2 separate regions of the Homo sapiens genome follow, and region 2 is linked to region 1. Evidence: chromatin loops called from intact Hi-C (ENCODE). Cell type or tissue: PC-3. All regions are shown on one strand. Links, peaks and the distances in the headings refer to the core of each region. The heading gives the core; the rest is flanking DNA.

What was found. Peaks named below come from ENCODE experiments on the same cell type or tissue, not always from the same donor. Only the 100,000 strongest peaks of a DNase experiment are listed, where the experiment ranks them.
Region 2: it touches region 1 in a loop (10-fold over the local background); 6 of 110 quality-filtered maps call a loop at or near these places.

What each region holds. Positions count from the first base shown.
Region 1 is chr2:130,238,562-130,243,939 of GRCh38, reverse strand. No RefSeq gene overlaps it. Among named protein-coding and RNA genes, the nearest start is that of TUBA3E, 43 kb to the right of the region's middle. In PC-3, for the core only: no CTCF peak of the experiment used is centred there; a DNase peak (open chromatin) is centred at 2,729; H3K27ac peaks cover 278 bases.
Region 2 is chr2:130,325,634-130,331,011 of GRCh38, reverse strand. No RefSeq gene overlaps it. Among named protein-coding and RNA genes, the nearest start is that of TRE-TTC1-1, 8.9 kb to the left of the region's middle. In PC-3, for the core only: no CTCF peak of the experiment used is centred there; a DNase peak (open chromatin) is centred at 2,681.

The DNA.
Region 1 (5,378 bases), core at 211-5,210:
ATGACAGAGACTAAGTGCAAAAAGTAGAATGGAGAACAAGATAGTAATTTTCCTGATTCTGTAAAGACAGATGAAATTATAGATGAGCACATAAAAGTTATAAGAACATCCCAGTGTCATTTGCACAGGAGAGCAAAAAATTATCATTACTATACTGATTAAGCTAACCATTATTATTCACTACCAAAGCTTATTTTATATATTATATACATTATATTTATATAAATATGTTTTATATAATAAAATATTCATATATTGTATATAATATAGTTAATACCTATTGATAAGCAACATCTTGGTTATTTTAAGGGATTAATAATGTTTCTAAATATGTTCACTTTATAAGTAAAAATAAAGTCTTGCGTAATCTTTGTCAATCAAAAAAAAAAGAAAATATTTACAGAGAACTAAGCCAACTGGTGGTTTTATCCTCATCATTTTCTTTTCCTTCATCCCTTCCTTTTTTCAAAACCCTATGAAACGGTATATGTACAAAAGAACCATGTCTAACCACAGGTTTTAATTCAAGGAAGACAGAAATTTCCCCTCCCAAATAAACCCCAATATAATGAAGCCAGTAATTCAATAAGGGAAAGAAAAATAACATTTTCTTGGAGGAAAGTTGCCTGCTAATGGGGCACCACAGTTTTCAATCTAAGCTGCCCCCAGGCATTGATAGTGGCCAAAAGGACGGATTTCCCAGAGAGTTTCCAGAAGAGGAGTCGCCAGGCACATTCTCTTTTTTCCCTGCTTTATGATTGTATCTGGTATGGTCACCAGGGAAAGTCAGGCCTTCAGCTAGTTTTGAACTGTGTGAGCTAAGCCCTGTTTCAGCTGAGACTAGCTTAGACAACATAGAGAAACCCTGTGTCTACAAAAAATAAATAAATAAAAAATCAGGCTGGGCACGGTGGCTCATGCCTGTAATCCCAGCACTTTGGGAGGCTGAGGCAGGTGGATCACCTAAGGTCTGGAGTTCGAGACCAGCCTGACCAACAAGGAGAAACCCCGTCTCTACTAAAAATACAAAATTAGCCGGGCGTGGTGGCACATGCCTGTAATCTCAGCTACTTGGGAGGCTGAGGCAGGAGAATGGCTTGAACCCAGGAGGCAGAGGTTGCTGTGAGCCGAGATTGCACCATTGCATTCCAGCCTGGGCAACAAGAGTGAAACTCCATCTCAAAAAAAATGAAAATAAAAATCAGCTGGGTGTGGTGGCACATGCCTGTAGTCCCAGCTACTCAGCGGGTTGAGGTTGGGGGATCACTTGAGCCTGGGAGATTGAGGCTGCAGTGAGCCAAGATCATGCCACTGCACTACAGCCTGGGTAACAGAGCGAGACCTTGTTTCAAAAAAAAAGACAAAAGAAGGGTCAGTGAGTTGTTGTTGATGGTTATACAGCTGATCATGACTAACTTAGATATTACTTATAATGGGTGTGATAGCTATTACTGATTATCACAGCCTGAATTGTGTCCCCTCTCCAAAAAAAAATTATGTTTGATATCCTAACTCTCAGTGTCTAAGAATGACTGCATTTCAAGATTGGGTCTTTAAAAAAATAAATAAGGTTAAATGAGTTTGTTGGAGTGGGCTCTAATCCAGTATAACTGGTGCTCTGGTAAGTAGAGGAGATTAGGACACAGACAGGTACAGAGGAAAGACCATGTGAAGGTGCAAGGAGAAGATGGCCACCTACTAACCAAGAATAAAGGCCTCAAAACAAAACAAAAAAAAGGCCTCAAGGTGTCAACCCTGCTGACACCTTGATCTTGGAGATCTGGCCTCCAGAATTGTGAGAAAATAGATTTCTGTTGCTAAAGCCACCCAGACTGTGGTACTTTGTAATGGCAGCCCTAGCAAAGTATACACTTGAGTAATAAATTAGTAGATTTGATGACATTGATATTTCCATTATTTATTTTATTCAACTAATACCTCTAATAACTATTATTATATTAAACACTCTGGATTAAGTATAGCATGAAACGTTCTACATACATTATCTGTTTTATTCTCTCAAGACAATTCTGTCATGTAGGTACTACTTTTTTCCACATTTTGTATATGAGAAAATGTCATTGATGGCTAGAAGGGTTTGAGAAACTTGCCTAAGTTGACCTGCAGGTGGGGGGCTGTGGTCTGATCCTCGGTCATCTGATTCCAGAACCCGCTTTCTGTCACCACCATCAAGGGACACTAGGATATTTTGTAGTGTTTATTAAAATCAAGAAAGTTAAGAGAACATAAACATGAGAGGTCCATGATGCCTGTCTTGAGGAGTTCACATTCAAGTTGACAAAACAAGAAATAAGTATAATTCTAGAGAAGATAGGGTAACTGCCATGTAAAACTCTCTGTCCAGAACTGATATTTATAACTTGGATGAGGGAATTGATGGCACAATTATAAATGGTGCTGAGGATGCAGCTGGAAGAGGCAACATTATTCCTTGGATAACAGACTCAGAAGGTTTAAAAAATGATTAAAAAAAAAAAACTACCTTGTCAGGCTGGAATGATTGACCAAACATAGAGAAATGATGCACGATGAACAAATAAACTTCCAAGTACAAAAAAAAAGCTGGATCAGAACAATTAACAAAGTACTGTAGCCTGTTGTGTGAACAAAGGTCATTTTAGTTTTATGTTAGTCAGCTGTGTCACTCATTGTGGACTGAGTCATTCAACAAACATGTATAGGGTGGCTCCTAGGAGCAAGTGGAAGGAAGTCACTGCTCTCAAGGAGCTGTCAGTCCAGTAGGGAAAGAGACAAGAGGAAATCATGATCAAAGAATCTGACGGGGCTGGGCGCAGTGACTCACGCTTGTAATCCCAGCACTTAGGGAGGCTGAGGCGGGCGGATCGCAAGGTCAGGAGATCGAGACCATCCTGGCTAACACGATGAAACCCCGTCTCTACTAAAAATGCAAACAATTAGCCGGGCATGGTGGCGGGCACCTGTAGTCCCAGCTACTCGGGAGGCTGAGGCAGGAGAATGGCATGAACCCGGAAGGCGGAGCTTGCAGTGAGCTGGGATCATGCCACTGTACTCCAGCCTGGGCGAGAGAGTGAGACTCCGTCTCAAAAAAAAAAAAAAAAAAAGAATCTGACGGATGCTTTTAGATTAATCTGAATAAAGCACCTCGGTAAATGAGAGAGAAAGCAAGTAACTTTTTATAGGGTCATAATAGTATTTGAGTTGGGAAGGAGTTTGCTGGGCAGAGAACCAAGTTCATGATAATCTAGGAGGAAGAACCAGTGAGTAAATATTCAACCGTATGGAAAAGCTCTGCCCTGTTTGAAATGGCTAACATTTAAGTTTAAACACTGGCAGAGGCATAGGTTGAGGCTAAAATTTTGACTGCGACTGGGTTTTGAAGGGCAGTCCAGTTAATGCTGCTGAGTTTGGCCTTCCTCTTGTATGCAACAACAGGATAATAAAGATTTCTAGAGAGGAAACATGACCACATTTGATTTTTTGGAAGGTAATTGTTGCAAGCAATGTACAGAAAAGACTGGAGGGTGGAGAGAACAGTTTCAGGGAGATCAGTTAAGAGGTGGTTGCACTTTTCCAGTAAGAAAAGTTGCAGCCTGAGGAAAGTAGACTCTGCTAAAAATACTGATACTAATAGAACAGCTGTGGCTCTTTCCACTGTCCTGGCTCAAAGTGAAGTTTTGAACTGTTTTGTTTTTTGTTTTTTGTTTTTCTGAAACCACCCAAGTTGAGCTGCTGGTTCTCTCTGCACTACCCAGTCCTGTCGGGCATCCACGGTTCTACCCTTTCTTTTAGGGGCCTTAAAAAGTGCTGGGTTATTGAAAAATATTTATAGTAGAGTTGAGATGGGCTGACTGAAACATCAGGATGTATACGGGTCACATTTCTCCTGGGTGTCATGGAGTGAGGTGCAAACAGCGATCAAAGGAAGACCTTCACGGGGGGCAATGAAGGCAATGCTAGCAGTTCTCCTGGTGGGACGGGGAACAGCACTCCCCTGAACGGTGGTGGACAGACTTCAGCGTGGCTTGGTTCCATCACCTGCCCGACTGCCCTTGGTTTGGCTGTATTGGTCTTCTTTAGGGCAGAAACTGAGTTCTTTCCAAGTATGATCTCTGCTCTTCTCTGTGTGATCCCTGGAAGCCATGCAGGTCACCCTGACCTCGTTCTTGTCAGGTTCTCTGTCATCCTATTGACTCCCTGGAAAACCGCAACCTTAATTGTTTATTTGTAGGCTAATGTTATACCTTTATCTTTCAAATCTTTGCCTTTTGATTTTCAAAAATTGTTCTTTCAAAAATCTTGGTTCTTGTAAACTAACAGCTTTCCAAACTATCATCTTTTATGTGGACTTCAAAATATTGACTCTCTTTTTCTTTACTTTTTTTTTTTTTTGAGACAGAGTTTTGCTCTCGTTGCCCAGGCTGGAGTGCAATGGCACGATCTCTGCTCACTGCAACCTCTGCCTCCCAGGTTCAAGCAATTCTTCTGCCTCAGCCTCTCAAGTAGCTGGGATTATAGGTGTGAGCCACCATGCCGGCTAATTTTTGTATTTTTAGTAGAGATGGAGTTTCACTACGTTGGTCAGGCTGGTCTCGAACTTCTCACCTAGTGATCCACCCACCTCGGCCTCCCAAAGTGCTAGGATTACAGGCGTGAGCCACCGTACCCAGCCGACTCTCTTTTTCTTTGTGTTTGACTAAATACATTTTAAACCTCTGTTCTCACATTCCCCTTAAAAATATCTTTTAACAGTTTGCATTCTCTTTGTGTTTGAGCTAGATAAATTTTAAACTTCTGTTCTCTCATTTCCCTTAAACTAAAGATATCACTAGCAGTTTGTATCCCTATATAGGGACATGCATGATCAGACAGGTATGGAAAAGAAAAGCATACTAAATTATTTTCTAAATATAATTTATTACAATAATTCTTTTAAAAGCTAACTAAAATTATGATATCCTAGGAGGATAAAAATTACTAAAATGGACTCAAGAAGAAACAGAAAAAAGAAAAGGCTAATTCGAATGATAGAAAAAAAGCTGAAAAGGATGTCAGAGTCCTCAACTATTTCATAATAGAGATGCCCAGTTTTGTGCATGTAACCTTTGAGGATTATATGTAATGCCTATGATTATTTTTTAAATTGCTCTGAAGCATTGGTTTTCAAAATATTGGCTGGGCATGGTGGCTCACTCCTGTAATCCCAGCATTTTGGGGGAGGCCAAGGTAGGCAGATTACTTGAGGTCAGGAGTTCGAGACCAACCTGGCCAACGTGGTGAAAACCCATCTCTACTAAAAATACAAAATTCAGCTGGGTGTGGTGGTGCACGTCTGTAATCTCAGCTACTTGGGACGCTGAGGCACAAGAATTGCTTGA
Region 2 (5,378 bases), core at 263-5,262, 87 kb before region 1:
TAGGAAAGGTAGTCTTGGCAGGAGAGAGCCAGGTTTTAATTTGAGGAGGTCAAAGGAATGCTTTAGACTAGTTAAGTATATGAAAGTTTGTATAATGGAAAGGTTTAGGGACTGTCAGAAGATGAGGTCTCTGCCTTTCTAGAAAGCATATTCTCTTTTCCTTACTATTTATGATGCACAAATTATTTACACTACAAAACCAAGCTTTTATAAATTTAAATCTATAGATTTCACATTTTTAAGGATATATAAAGTTTCTATAGCTTTACCCATTGAGTTTGGGTTTTGTTTCCCCTACATTTCTTTCTTTCTCTTTCCTTTCCTTCCTTTTTTTATCTTTCATCTTTCTTTCTCTCTTTCCTTTCTTTCTCCTTCCTTCCTTCCTTCCTCCATTTTTTTGAGACAGGGTCTGCCCTCTGTCACTTGGACTAGAGTGCAGTGGCACAATCTCGGCTCGCTGCAACCTCTGTCTTCCGGGTTTGAGTGATCCTCCTGCCTCAGCCTCCTGAGTAGCTGGGACAACAAGAGTGTGATACCATGCCTGGCTAATTTGTTTTTGTATTTTTTGTACAGATGGGGTTTTGCCATGTTGCCCAGGCTGGTCTCCTACTCCTGAGGGTCAAGCGATCCACCTGCCTCAGTCTCCCAAAGTACTGGGATTACAAGCATGAGCCACCGCACCCAGCCCACATTTTCTGCTTTTTATGTATCTGCTTTTCTATTTCAGGACTCATATGAATGAGCAAAACATATCTTGAACACTCATGCAAAAGAGTGTAAGAATCTAGCAGAGGCTTTATTGGCCTCTGAGACTTTGGATGCCAAAGAGATTCAAGTTGTTCTTGAGGGGAAGAAAGAAACTGGAAGTGAGATAACTCTCTTCTTGATAGGGATGTATTACTAGTTTCATTGAAGAATGGAAGCATTAGTCTCTCTTTGGCAATGCTTTCCCATCCATTCTTGAGTTAGTATAATTCAAGGGTGTGAGATACTTTGTCAGTCTATTGTCATGATGACACCTATTGCAAATTAGCAACCTTGCAGCATGCATATTTAAAAAAAGAACAATCAGGATTTAGAACAGCTTATTTGAGAAATGTCAGTCATAAAGTTGAAAGAAATGATTTTATGGTTGGTGACTCTACTAGATGCGAATAAAAATTGTGCCCTTAGCTCTTGGGAAGCATTTTTAATTTGCAAGCTAAAATTGTTGAAGGATATCCATTATCTCTTGATATTACCATTTATCTTTTATAATAAAATATTATTTGGTTGTTGGTAAATCATAATTTTATGTACATCAATGGAAACTTAAGATGCAGTAATTGTGCTTCAAATTAACTGCATATAAAATGTTTAAATCTAAGAGTAGAGAGTTGTAATTCAGTTACAATCAGAATTTAAATGGTTATAACATTTTAAAATGGACAATAAAAAAGGCAGACCATAAGAAGTACCGTAAAAGATGTGGAGAAACTATAACCCTCATACACTGCTTGTTAGAATAAAAAATTCTACAGTCACTTTGAAAACCACATCCATTTAGTTATAAGCATATTTCTTAATTTTAATGTGTCATGTTTTAATAAAATATGTCGGAATAAAGACTTTGGATTGAAAAAATAATACTGAGTAGTGGACATGATTTGGAGAGTTGGTACCTTTGAAACAAATATTTTATTTCTATGCAAATACCTTTCTGTCCCCACTCTGTTACACATGAATCCTTATTTTAGTCAGGAATATAATCTTTCCTTCCCTTTCACAATAGAAACTTAATTAAATTATATATAAAAGCGATGTTTTCTGAACTACTTCCATCTTCCATCACCATGACAATATAACGGGTGGCTAATCTGTTATGAATGTGAGAACGCATTTCATTAAAAAAATTACTAAGTTGCCAAACAGGGAGGGTGGGAGGACACTTATTTCTTAAATAAATCCTACTTCAGAGAGCTTGCTGTGAATGTTCTGCTTCTGGAAGCAGGTATTTGACTCATCCAGGAAATCAAGGCTGAGAGAAGGGCTGGTGGCTGGTGAGCTGCTTTGTCTGAGAAAGGGAGAATTGTTACTGTGTTGAGACTTGTCTGCACTCTCCGAATTTGTTTTGGCAAAGAATGCTTGAGTGTTTACAGAGGCCCAGATGTTGGTCACGGGCAAAAGACAGTGAGCCATTATGGGGAGGGAGGATCCATTTTAAATCCCATGTGAAAGGGCCTATTAAAGGTGTGAAGAGGCCTCAGAAGAGTATAATTCAAAGTGGATCTCTGGATGCCTTAGGAGCTGTGAGAAAACAAAGGCCAGGATGGAGTGCGTTCATTCAGGTTAAAGCAATTGGAGGTGAGGACACCCGTGGGCAGAGAAATACTCCTGAGAGAGTTGGTTTTAAAATAAATGCTGTGTCTGGAATTGGTGGGTTCTTGGTCTTGCTGACTTCAAGAATGAAGCCACGGGCCCTCGCGGCGAGTGTTACAGTTTTTAAAGATGGTGTGTCTGGAGTTTGTTCCTTCAGATGTTCATATGTGTCCAGAGTTTCTTCCTGCTGGTGGGTTCATGGTCTTGCTGACTTCAGGACTGAAACTGCAGACCTTCCCGGTGAGTGCTACAGCTCTTAAAGGCGGCGCCTCTGGAGTTGTTCTTTCTTCCAGTGGGTTCGTGGTCTCGCGGGCCTGGCCTCAGAGTGAAGCTGCATACCTTAGCAGTGACTGTTACAGCTCATAAAGGCAGCACGGACCCAAAGAGCGAGCAGCAGCAAGATTTAGCACAAAGAGCAAAAGAACAAACCTTCCACAGCAAGGAAGGAAACCCAAACGTGTTGCCCCCACTGGCTCGGGTGGCACAGACACAGAGTGCTGATTGGTGCGTTTACAAACCTTTAGCTAGACAGAAAGGCTCTCCAAGTCCCCACCCAACCAGAAGCCCAGCAGGCTTCACCTCTCAATGGCACTGGCTGCGGGACTTTGCGGCACCTAGCCGGGGCACTCTTGCAGCCCAGAGGGAGCCCGTCCTCCAATCAAGCCCAGCAGGCGCCCGACGGCGGCGCGGAGTGCAGGGCAGCAGAGGCGCGCCCAACCCGGAACCGCGCCAGCCCTCCAGCGCCCTGCGCAGCCCGGGCTCCCGCCCGCGCCTGTCCCTCCACACCTCCCCGCCAGCAGAGGGAGCGGGCTCCGGCCAGACCCCGAGAGGGGCCCCCACAGCGCAGCGGTGGGCTGAAGGGCTTCTCCAGCGTGGCCAGAAGGGACGCCGAGGCCAAGGAGGCGCCGAGAGCAAGCAAGGGCTGCTAGCACATTGTCACCTTTCAATGCCATATAAAGATTGCTGGAAATTATCTTACAACTGTTATCAGTCAGATAAGAACTCAACCACCCTTTGCAAATTTGACTCTTGCAGGATCAGAAACCATAATTTGGTAGCTGAGGGAGGGTGGATGGAATTAGGGAAGAAGAACTGTGCCTGCCTCCTTCCCTTACTGCATGTGGCCAGACTGCGACAGGCCCCAGCTGATTAACTCTGACTTTGGGGCTTTCTTTTTTCCCCGAGACATTGTCTCGCTCTGTTGCCCAGGCTGGAGTGCAGCGGCGCGATCTCTGTTCACTGCAAGCTCCGCCTCCCGGGTTCACGCCATTCTCCTGCCTCAGCCTCCCCAGCAGCTGGGACTACAGACGCCCGCCACCGGGCCCGGCTAAGTTTTTGTATTTTTAGTAGAGACGGGGTCTCACGGTATTAGCCAGGATGGTCTCGATCTCCTGACCTCGTGATCCTGCCTTGACCTCCCAAAGTGCTGGGATTACAGGCATGAGCCACCATGCCCGGCCGACTTTGGCGCATTTTTATCATTACGTGGGGAGGGACAGTCTGTTTCAGTGCTTTGTCAATTAAAGCAGCACTGGGTTTTTTATATTCCTTGAGAATCATGTTTTCAGCCTGGGCGGAAGAACATGTACATATTTAATTGATAAGGGACAGTGGGAGATGATGTTGCCTTCTGATTCCCCTTGCATTCTGCTGAAAGCTTTCCTATCTGATTATGTTAAAACTCAGGAATGACCTTGTGAGAGCCTCATTCTTTGTCCTTCCTCTCATGTTGGTTAACTCAGGTTATAGCCTTGTTTTTGTTTAGTGTCTCTCTGTATTTCTCTCCTCGGTATGCTGTTGTACCTTAGTGCAAGGGAAAGACTATCCCTCTAGCTTTTTTCTGTTTAGGATGTATTTCCAGCTGCTTTCTCTGTTTCTTCACAATGTTTGATTTGTACTTTTGTAATAAACTGTTCTATAATTTATTGTGTCTATTTCTGCCTTCCCCACTTGCGGAGTTCCAGGAAGCTTCTTTTGAACACCTTTGCATCTCTAAAGCTAAATGGAGTGCTTTATAGGTAGGTACCTAATACATTTTAATAGGTATTCAATAGATGAAATTTCCTCATTCTCTCAGCATCAGGCAGAGCATTAGAATAGAGGGATCAGACTCTCTGAGGAGGGTTAAAAAATGCTGCAGAGAATAGGAGTATTAAGTGCCTTTTTCATCTCTGAAAATATCCTGGAGAGTATTGTAGTAAAAAGACTGGTGGGCCAGGCGTGGTGGCTCACACCTGTAACCCCAGCACTTTGGGAGGCTGAGGCGGACGGATCACTTGAGGTCAGGGGTTCAAGACCAGCCTGGCCAACATGGTGAAGCCCCATCTCCACTAAAAATATACAAAAATTAGCCAGGCAGGGTGGTGTACCCCTGTAATCCCAGCTACTCGGGAGGCTGAGAAAGGAGAATCGCTTGAACCTGGGAGGAGGAGGTTGCAGTGAGCTGTGTTCGTGCCATCGCATTCTGCACTCCAGCCTGGGGGACAGAGTGAGACTCCATCTCAAAAAGACTGGTGGAATGCCTTCCTGTAGGGGAAAGTCTGACTTCTTTTTAAGAAAAAGAAAAAAAATATAAGGCAAGATTGTGACCCAGGATAAGAGTATCTGTCACACAGAAGGATCTGTCAAATGAGTGAAAATTTAAGATCTCTAGCATGTGAAATTCTAAGGTCTTCTGGATTGGTTTCATAGAAGAAGCACTTTATCCTTGCTCAACCAGTTAGTGTCATTTAGGTTCAAAATCATATATATTGCATACATTTATTACTAATGAAAGTCTCTTAGAATTCAACCTTATGGGACACAGAGTTACACGAGTCTTTTGTATATGTATTTCTTTTCTCTTTTTTTTTTTTTTTTTTTGAGATGGAGTCTTGCTCTCTCACCCAGGCTGGAGTGCAATGGTGCAATCTTGGCTCACTGCAACCTCTGCTTCCCAGGTTCAAGTGATTCTCCTGCCTCAGCCTCCTGAGTAGCTGGGATTTTTGGTGTGCACCACCACACCCGGCTAATTTTGTATT